2 separate regions of the Mus musculus genome follow, and region 1 is linked to region 2. The links are chromatin loops, found by intact Hi-C in ENCODE. Cell type or tissue: heart. All regions are shown on one strand.

What was found. A loop is a pair of places that touch in the nucleus more often than their neighbours do. Peaks named below come from ENCODE experiments on the same cell type or tissue, not always from the same donor. Only the 100,000 strongest peaks of a DNase experiment are listed, where the experiment ranks them.
Region 1: a loop joins it to region 2, with 4 times the contacts of the local background. A loop is called at or near these places in 6 of 42 quality-filtered maps.

What each region holds. Positions count from the first base shown.
Region 1 is chr16:32,874,897-32,879,896 of GRCm38, forward strand. It overlaps Fyttd1 (forty-two-three domain containing 1), which reads left to right and starts at 2,888. Exons shown (of 9, transcript NM_027226.4): 1 at 2,888-3,100. The coding sequence starts at 2,998. It also overlaps a transcript of Rubcn not described here. In heart, CTCF peaks have their summits at 596 (motif pointing left) and 2,774; DNase peaks (open chromatin) are centred at 2,845 and 4,565; H3K4me3 peaks cover 2,933 bases; H3K27ac peaks cover 1,929 bases.
Region 2 is chr16:32,694,401-32,699,400 of GRCm38, forward strand. It overlaps Gm34766 (a long non-coding RNA gene), which reads left to right and starts at 4,267. Exons shown (of 3, transcript XR_384827.2): 1 at 4,267-4,395. In heart, a CTCF peak has its summit at 2,881 (motif pointing right); no DNase peak of the experiment used is centred here; H3K27ac peaks cover 567 bases.

The sequences.
Region 1 (5,000 bases), 180 kb after region 2:
ATGCTTTCAAAATCTAAATGCCTTAACTTTTTCATGTAGATTAGAAAGAAGATTAGAAACAAGATGGGCTGGTAAGATGGCTCAGTGAGTGAGGGTGCTTGCTGCTAAGTCTGACAATAAGAGTGTGATCCCTACATGGTAGAAAGAGAGAATGGACTCCCACAAGTGGTCCTCTGATTCCACACGTGCCATGTTACATGTGCTCACATACATGCACACCACACACACATATACAGTCAATCAATCAATCAATAATAAATGTAAACAGACTTTCCAAGCTGGGTATGGTAGTGTACAATTGGCACTAAGAAGGCAGAGGTGAGCTGGGCGTGTGACGCACGCCTTTAATCCCAGCACTCGGGAGGCAGAGGCAGGCAGATTTCTGAGTCCAAGGCCAGCCTGGTCTACAGAGTGAGTTCCAGGACAGCCAGGGCTGTACAGAGAAACCCTGTCTCAAAAAACCAAAAAAAAAAAAAAAAAAAAAAAGCTGGGCTGGAGAGTTGGCTCAGCAATTAAGAGCACTGACTGTTCTTCCAAAGGTCCTGAATTCAAATCCCAGCAACCATATGGTAGCTCTGTAATGAGATCCATCTGCAATGAGATCGGATGCCCTCTTCTGGTGTGCCTGAAAACAGCTACAGTGTACTTACATTAAATAAATAAATAAATAAATAAATCTTAAAAAAAAAAAAAAGAACCAATCTACAATTCTTTTCTGTAGTTTACTTCTACAAATGAGCAGAGAGTGCAGAAGTTATAACTAATGGCAGAGGGCTAATGCAGGGAGAAACATCTTGTGCTTAGAGCATCTCAGAAATGTAAAGATAGGGTTTCTGGCCTCAAACTCAGAGATCTGCCTGCCTCTGCTGGGATTAAAGTTGTGCACCACCACCACCACCCAACTCAGGGTTGTAAAGACTCTTAGGATAACTTATGCAGACTAAGGCCTATAGCATTCCATAAGGTAATATAACAAGTGACGGAAGAGAATGATAAATGCTGTACTCAATAAACCCAGGAACGGTAGAAGCTTTCTTGTTGGGTGGTTTGGTTTTGGTTTGGTTGTTTTGAGACAGCCTCACTGTGGAGCTCTGGCTGGTCTGGAGCTCTGAGATCTGCCTGCCTCTCAGTACTAAGTCCAAAGGTGCCTGGCCTCATCCACACTCTTCTTTACAATCTAGCTTCCCCAGTTGCTAGCAGTTCAAGGGGTTGGGGTTGGAGAGTAAAATAGCAAACCCAAGGACCTTGTGGCAAAAGCATCAGCTATTCTACTATTCTACGTGCCAGATTTTACTGTTGAATCTTGCTGAATTCAAACTTTTTACCATTAGTTTCTTGTATGCCCTCATAGGTGTGTGCTATGTTAACTGACTATATACAGTTACAGTTTTGCCATGGGAAAGAAAACCAACTTGACTTTTGCTGTTGTTTTGAGACAGGTAATCTTTACATAGCCCTGATTGTCCTGGAACTATGACCTGGCTTGTTTACAGCTTACAGAAATTCACTCACTATTCTTTGCCTCCCGAGTATTGCAATTAAAGGCACTGCAAAACACACCTGGCCCAACTTGACTTTTGAGAATAAGGGATTGTATTTCTCAAATTCTCAATAGAAAATTATACATTTCCTCAAGATAAGACTACTATGATTCATCAAACACCCCAAAACATCATGCTTTTGGATGGAATCACGAATTAAGAGTGGCCTTTTCTTTTAACCATATCGTAAGAAGCATTAGTATGTAGTTTTAAGATGGATCAATAGCTGTCACAATCTTTACTAAAAAGGGTAGATACAATATAACCAGGTCTCAGCTGGTAAAAGTTAGAAAATATGTTATTAATAGATGCAATTGTACATGATATGAAGTGTTTTAAAGTATGGAAGCTCCAAGCAAAAAATAGTAAAATGTGTCACGGCTGTTGAATTTGCAAATCACATGGATTGTGACATTACTAAATTAAATATAGGATAGTGTGGTTTTCAGATTTCTTGGGTCACTACAAAGCTAGCTCAGGTCTCTACTAAAGAAATTTTAGGAAGTGAAGAAAACGGTGGCAGAGATTTCTACACGAACAGAACACTTGACGCTGTTTTTTTTTCCTTAGATGAAAATGCCTGAGATGGTTTTGAGCTGTTATGTGGGGGATGGAATAACAGGCATGCTTCCACGCAGGTGCGTTGTAGAAAATAAAGTAAAAAAAAAAGGGGGGGGGGGAATAACATTTCGTAAAGGGGAAACGAATTATTAAGCTGGAATGGAAACATTAAGTTTTTCTATAAAGACGATTAAGGAAAATATATATATTTCGCCACTCAATTGAGTAATAGAAAAACGCAACCAAATAAACAGAAGTACTTACCCTCCCAAGGGAAGATGAGGTCTTACTAAGGTAGCTAGTACCGTGCCAAATGTTTATAGAGTGCCAACTGAGACAAGGCACAGATACATTAGCATTTACTTTTATTGTTAAGGTGACTCAAGAACTGTCACTGCAGCCTTTGCTATCAGACGTGGCAACTCAGGGACAGGGGAGCTGGGACCCATCGCTGCAATCTCGGCTCGCAGGGGTCTGTCCAGCCTCCGTAGGCTGCACTGCAGAGGGGCGTGCCGGGCCTTTCCGCAGCAGGACGGGCCGGAACAGCAGGGCCAGGCTAGTCGTTCAGACTCGGTTTCGGAGGCGCTGCCAATGGTGTGGACCGTCGAGGCGCTAGGACAGCCGCTATTCCCGGCGCCCTGGGCTGAGGCTCCAGGACGGCGCCCCGCACCGGTAAGGGCCGCTAGGCGCCAGTTTCGCGTGGGCCGCTCTAGCCGCCCGCAGCTCGTCTCGGTAGTCCCTCTCCCCCGCCCGCTGCTGGGAGGTGGGAGGGCGAGGACGCCGCCGGCGCGCGTGCGCGCTCTGCGCTGCAGCTAGTCTGCGTGCGTGAGTGGGAGGCGGCGGGCCTGCGACTCTGGCCTTCCCGGCTGACTGCTCCGACGCCGCAACCCCAGTCATGAACCGGTTTGGCACCCGGTTGGTAGGAGCCACGGCGACCCCGCCGCCGCCACCGAAAGCACGAAGCAATGAGAACCTGGACAAAATCGATATGTCCCTGGGTGAGAGACCAGGGTGGCCGCGTCGTGGTGGGGGGAGGGGGCGGGAGGCACGGTGGGGGAAGGGGCGGTTGACCGCGGTTGCCTGTCCGGTTTGGTCGCGCGTGGGCGGAACCGGCGAGGACCCCCCCCCCCCGATGGGACGGGAGCGACCCCGGTGTGTCCCACCCCCGGGGGTAGGGAGGGGTCGTAACAAGGACTGGCCGGGCCCGGCGGTCCGCAGGGTCCGTAGCTGCTGTCTTCTTTCCCCGCAGGACGGAGTCTCTTGGGCTACCCGGGCCGGCGTGTGCTCACCCACCCGGGGCTTTTCCTTTTAAAGGGTCTTAGAACCAGCCTGGGGCTGCAACTGACTAAAGCCAGCAACCGCGAGAATAGCTTGTCTGGTGTGAATGCCCAGAAGTGCGCTGGGCACGGGCGATTTCCAACCGGCGCCTCCCCTGGGAACGCCGGGGGTCCCGGACGCGGTCCCTGAACGGCCGCTCGGAGGGGTCGTTAAGCGTGAACCGTATTACTGAGTTTGATTAGGTGTTTACTGAAGCGTGTTCTCTAGCACGGTTTCAAAGTTAGCCAGTTGGGGGTGGGGAGGGAGAGATGTACGCAGATTGATAAAATGTCAGGTAGAACATGGGGTCCCGTGTACATAAAAAGGATGCCGTGGTTTGCTGATGATTATGTAAGAAAAGCATGAGGATTGTTTTTTATTTTCGAAAAAAAAAATAATTCCAATCCAACAGTATGAGGGCTTCTGTTTGGTTTGGCTTAGCAAATCCAAAAGTAATTCCTTCTTTTCTTTTCTTTTTTTTTCTTTTGTAGAGTCAAGTTATGTATGGTACTGGATAGAATCAGTGCTCTCTTTCTTTTTCCTCTTTCCGGGTCTCTTCTCACCACACTGCCCCTCTTGGATATTTTAAAATACCTGAATACTGAACTTGTGTTTCTTTTCTAATGGAAGGCTATCCTGGGCCTCAGAAGCCCAGGGACCATACAGCTGAAGAGGGGAGCAGGTGTCCCAGTGGAAGGGCATCCTGAGACACTGGTGCCCAGGAACCACACAGCTCTGAAAGGAAACCTTCGCAGCTCCCAGGGGAGGGTATTCCCAGCTGAGCTGAGGAGCTCAAGAGTCTCAGACCTACTCCACTTGTTTGCTTCTCTTCATTGCTTCTTGGCTTCTTATCAGTCACACCAGGCAGCAAATCGCATAAAAGAGATTTATTGGTAGATCCAGAGAGAAGAGGGACGAATCCAGTAATGGCTGCCCTCTGCTCCCACTATAGGACAACAGGGAATTGGACAAAAGGCAAGGGCTTATATAGGGTTTCTTAGGGGGATAGAGCTTTTCCGGACAGATTTCCAGAATAAGTATTGGTGAGTTTTCCTACTCAGGGATTGGTTAGGTTTTGTGGGAAGCTCAGCGATTGGTGGGTTTTTCCTGCTCAGGGATTGGTAGATTTTCAACCTTTTTCTCTGCCTTGGGGCCCATGGGTTAGGATAGGAAGTCCTTTCCGACCGACCAATCGACCACAGGCCCCTTTGGCTGAGATGCCATCACGGAGAGGCTGGAAAGGAGCTGTGGACTGCCACGGTGGGACAGCTTCTGCAGCAGTATTTCGGGGTGGCACGTTTCCTTTTCCACCTCTAGGCTTTAGGCTGAGGTGGAAAAGGAGATGCACCACAGCGATGACTCCTGTGACAGTTCTAGGCTGAGGAGGTGACAAGATGCCTCCATTTTGTCTGCTCCTGTGGGGACATCTTAAAATGGCCCTAGGCTGAGGTAGGAAGGAGGAACTGGCTGCTTAGGGACTACAGAACTTAGATGTAACCTATTCTGAGGATGTTGTTTAGGGTAATCCTGGGCCTGGAAACACTCATGATATTTCTTTACATTCGTGTTATCTCTTCTGTT
Region 2 (5,000 bases):
CAGGCTGGCCTCAAACTTAGAAATCCGCCTGCCTCTGCCTTCTGAGTGCGGGGGTTAAGTGCTACCACCTAATATTTGTTAATTTTCCAGTGGGATGGATGCTCTGGTCTATTTTTCAGGCAGTCTCAGACGCTGCCGTGGGAGTTGTGCCTTTGATATTGTGCCTGCCATACATAACTCTGCTACTCTGAGACCACAGGACACAGAAACTTTGGTGTTCTTTGGTGATCATCGACTGCTTTGAGTTTGTAATGGTCAGTGCTGTGCACACTTCCTCACACACGTATAGCATCAGACAACAGGTGTGTTTAAGGCCATTTCAGAAGGGTTGGGGAATTCTGTCCTAACCCTCAGACAAGATGATGAAACTCAAGGGAGTAATTCAAACATCAACGCCAAAAGTCAAACACAGTGACGACACACCGAAGGGTCCCCGTCTGCTGAGGAATGAGAGTGAAGACATATAAAGCTCAGGCTTTGTTTTATTACTACTAGCATTTTAAGATTTATCTACTTTATTTTATGTGCAGGAGTGAGTGTTTTGCTGACATTTGTGCAACATGTGTGTCCTGTGTGTCTGGGGAGGCCAGAAAAGGAAATTGGCTCCCCTGGAACTAGAGTTATACATGCAGGTGAGCTGCCGTGCTCTAGAAGAGCAGAAAACACACACACACACACACACACACACACACACACACACCAGTATAATTCATATTGTTTAGTTTTCAGTTCTGTTTTAAAAAGTAGTCTCATGAAAGTTGTTTTTTTTTTTTTAAAGATTTATTTATTTATTTTATGTGAGTCCACTGTCCCTCCCTTCAGACACACCAGAAGAGGGCATTTGATCCCATTACAGATGGTTGTGAGCCACCATGTGGTTGCTGGGAATTGAACTCAGGACCCCTGGAAGAGCAGAGCCAACTCTCCAGTTCATGAAGTTTTTTTTGTTTGTTTGTTTGTTGTTTTTGTTTAACAGTCACAGAATATAAAAATTGATAAATCTAGGCACTTTCCAGATACATCAGCAGAAATATCAGCTAGACGGCTTATTGCAAATCGAGGAGACCTCTGTAACCTTCAGATGCCATCTGCCGTCCTTCTTAGCTTTTGGGTTGGTGGAAGCCAGCAGTCTATGACCACATCACCGTAAGTTCATGTGATAGCCACACAGTTACACAGATGTTAGGCCATATCTAGCCAATGATTACCTAAAAAGGAGCTAAAGATAGCCCAAGATGTCTCAGCTCCAGATCTGCAATAGTCCAACTCTCCACCTTCGCTCTGTAGAGTTGTTAACACAGGGATGACTGTTGTCTGGGTACAGCAATGAGTCACTTCTCATTCCACTTTACTTCTTTTAATATTTCATCTATCTGCTATGATTTTTCTCTTTATGTTCACGTCAAGAGTATTTCTTTTGTTGGAGCATGGTCATCATGGCTGTTGGGTACTGATATCTGCCTCCTTCACAGCAGTTACCTGTCAAGTGCTTGTCTCGTGAGAAGCCAGGTTTCTCTGGACTCACGTGTACTGAGCAGTTTTTGGTTGGGACACAGACACCGTGTCTATTATAAACACGGCCATACCTAAGATGCATAGAGAAATGCTTGTGTGTTCGTTGGTTTTAGCAGGTGATTGTAATTTAGGGTACATATTTCTCTATAATATGTATAGCAGGTATGTATGTGTGCACGTGGGGTGGATGCCAAAGGTCAATGTCCGCTACCTCCTTCAGTGGCTTTCCACTTTTGAAACAAACAAAAAAAAATAAAACAAACAACAACAAAAGACTGGGTCTTTCACTGAGCCTGGAGCAGAACTCACTCGTTTGGCTAGGTTGACTGACCCTTAGCTCCAGGAACCAGCCTACCTCTGTCTCTCCCACGTGGGGGTCAGGGTCACAGCTAACATGCAGCTGAGCCCAGCTTTAAATGTTTTGTTTTTAAAATTACATCTCTCTGTCTCTCTGTCTCTGTCTCTCTGCCTCTCTCTGCCTCTCTCTGTCTCTCTCTGTCTCTCTCTATCTCTGTCTCTCTCTGTCTCTCTCTGTCTCTCTGTCTCTGTCTGTCTCTCTGTCTCTCTGTCTGTCTGTCTGTCTGTCTCTCTCTCTCTCTCTCTGTGTGTATCTCATACTGTGGCGTGAGTGTGGAGGATATCAAAGATGATGTAATCTGTCCTCATGTGTGACTGCTAGGTGTCTCCCCCCACCCCAGCCCTCACCTGATCTTCTTTCCCTCAGTTTCCCAAGTACTCACTGTGGACAGCGCCCATCTGAGGCTCAAGCAAGCCAGAATGGGGATGGGTAAGGAACCTTAGTAGGTAAGGGTGCTTGCTGTGCTAGCGAGAATGTGGGTCCCAGCACCACATAAAAAAGATGGGCATGTTCACACATATGCCTCTAACCCCAGTGCTGTGGGATTGGGTGACTGGGTCCAGATCTAGGTTCAGTGAGAGACTCTGTCTTAAGGGAGTAAGGAGAAGAAGGATAGAGAGGCCCCTAACCCTTTTAGGCCACAGGCACACCCACATGCATACACCCTGGAGAGTGGAGTGCACTTTAGAGTGTGAGAAACCCGGGTCAAGAACAGTTAGAAGGTCCGATGCCCGTGTCTAGTGTGGGCACCTGGGACTGGCACCACACTGGCAGTGCTGTGAGAAGTTCCAAGAAGCTAACGGCTCTTGGTGAGGTGCCAGAGAAAACAGACAACTCCCTCAATTTTGCACAGTGGTTGAGTTCCTGGAAAATTCAGGTTGTCTAAAAGATGTACAAACCTTCCTTTGTTCCATATACTACAGGACATTTTTTCTCAGGCATCCCTGTCCTGTGTTGTGGGGGGTCCCTGCCCTTGTGACCCCGGCATTGTGATAAAAATAGCTCTTGAACTTCTCAACTTGTCCCCTAGGGGGAGCTACTGTCCTCCATTAGAATGCATGTCTTTTCTGATGACTACCTGTGCTTGGAATTCTCTATTTATTGGATCCTTTCAGTCGGCTTAAGATGTCAGTGCTCTTCTCAAATTCAGCGAGATGGTGGTGGCACATGCCTTTAATCCCAGCACTGGGGAGGCAGAGGCAGGCGAATCTCTGAGTTCAAGGCCAGCCTGGTCTACAGAGTGAGTTCCAGGGCAGCCAGGGAGGTTACACAGCTGATAAGTATGGGTCTCGATCTAGGATGATCTACATCCAAACTCCTATTTTCCGCTCCAGGTTACTTCTAACAGTAAAGAATAACTATGTGTTGGGCTCAAAGGAGCCTGGTTAACTTGAGGCTGAGAGCTGGCAGGCCCTTTGGAGCCACAAATGCCTAGCAAAAGCAACCTAAGCAATGGTCAACTTCGGTTCATGATAGAGAGATTATGGGGCACAGAGCATGAGGTAGCTGATCACTTAGCATCTCCAGTCAAGACATGGAGAGACATGCATGCATGTCTGTGCACCAGATGCATGCAGTACCCTTGGAGACCAGAAGAAGGTGACAGATCTCTAGAGATTGGAGTTAGCTGCCATGAGGTTTCTGGGACCTGAAATTGAGTCCCCTGCAAGAGCAAGAAGTGCTCTTAACCCCTGAGCCATCTCTCCAGCCCTACATTAACTTTAGCTGTGCGTGTGCGTGTGCGTGTGCGTGCGTGCGCGTGCGCGTGCGCGTGTGCGTGCGTGTATGCGTGTGTGTGTGTGTGTGTGTGTGTGTGTGTGTGTGTGCGCATGTGTCTCAGTGCATGTGTGGAGGTCTGTTCTCTCCTGTCAGGGATTGACCTCAGGCTTGGTGACTAGTACCACAGTGATGGCCTTGGTGAGACTTTTTCCAAAAGCAGTCCATGCTGTTCTGGCAAGCAGCCAGGATTAGACCAGGGTTAGTGCTTTGAATTAGCCTGACCTTGAACCAGCTGTTTGGCAGGTGACTACAGGAACCATCAAGCCGTGGGATGAGGTGGAGAAGGGAGACTGGGGAGGCTCAATTCCCCATTGCAGGGTCTCCCAGACTGAGTGTGAGCCAGAGCGTCGGTGTGCTACGCCTGCGGAACCTTGCTAGGGGTGCCCCGCTGGGGAGGCCTGGCTTGGGGGTGCCCTGCTGAGGAGTCCTTGCTGGGGTGCCCTGCTGGGGGTGCCTGGCTTGGGGGCACCCTGCTGGGGAGGCCTTCCTTAGGGGTGCCCTGCTGGGGCTTTCCTGCTGGGGCACCCTGCTGGGGAGGCCTTCCTTAGGGGTGCCCTGCTGGGGCTTTCCTGCTGGGGTGCCCCGTGTGTGCTTCTTCCTGCTGCAGAACCACATGCTACCTCTGGCATTGGATTTGGCGGTCTGAGGGTGTGTAAACGTGTGTGACCCTGTCGCGCTGGCCCAGAGGCTTCAGGAAGCAGTCATAAAGTTGGAACTGAATGCTGCGGGTCACCCCAGGGGAAGTAAGTGATTGAGACAAACCAAGGAGGAAGAGCAGAGAGGGGTGAAACCGCCATGCAAGTCTGAACCCAAGGGAAGGAGGAAGAGAAGGCAGAGAGGAATGTCTGCTGGCTCTGTCATTTAAGGACCATTGTGCTTGCCTCTCCTCCCTGTCACTGCCTGAGAGGCACTAAGTGGACACTGCCTTGCAAACATGTAATGGGGCTCATAGGTCTGCAGAGGGCCTGACAATCTAAAATCCTTTCCCACAGACGTCTCACCAGCGTCCTGACCGGGAACATTAGGTCTCTGAGCTGTGACTACCTGGTACACCCCACACATGCACAGTAAACTCTGAAAGGAAGCACTTGATTCACTGATCGATTCACTTTGAACAAATTCCTGTAGATGGGCCAAGGGGAAGACAGTGCGAATGACCTGGGGCCGGGCGGAGCTTACTTCCCAGGGGACACAGCCACTTTTTGTGCCCTCCCTTTGAGAAGTCCCAGCGGGACTGAGGGAGGGCTCTAAACAGAGCACTTCAGGGAGGAGGAAGATACCTGGGCAAGCCAAGGACACTCTCAGGGCTCCATGTCCAGGTGTTTGCAGCTGTGGGTCTGCTCTTCAG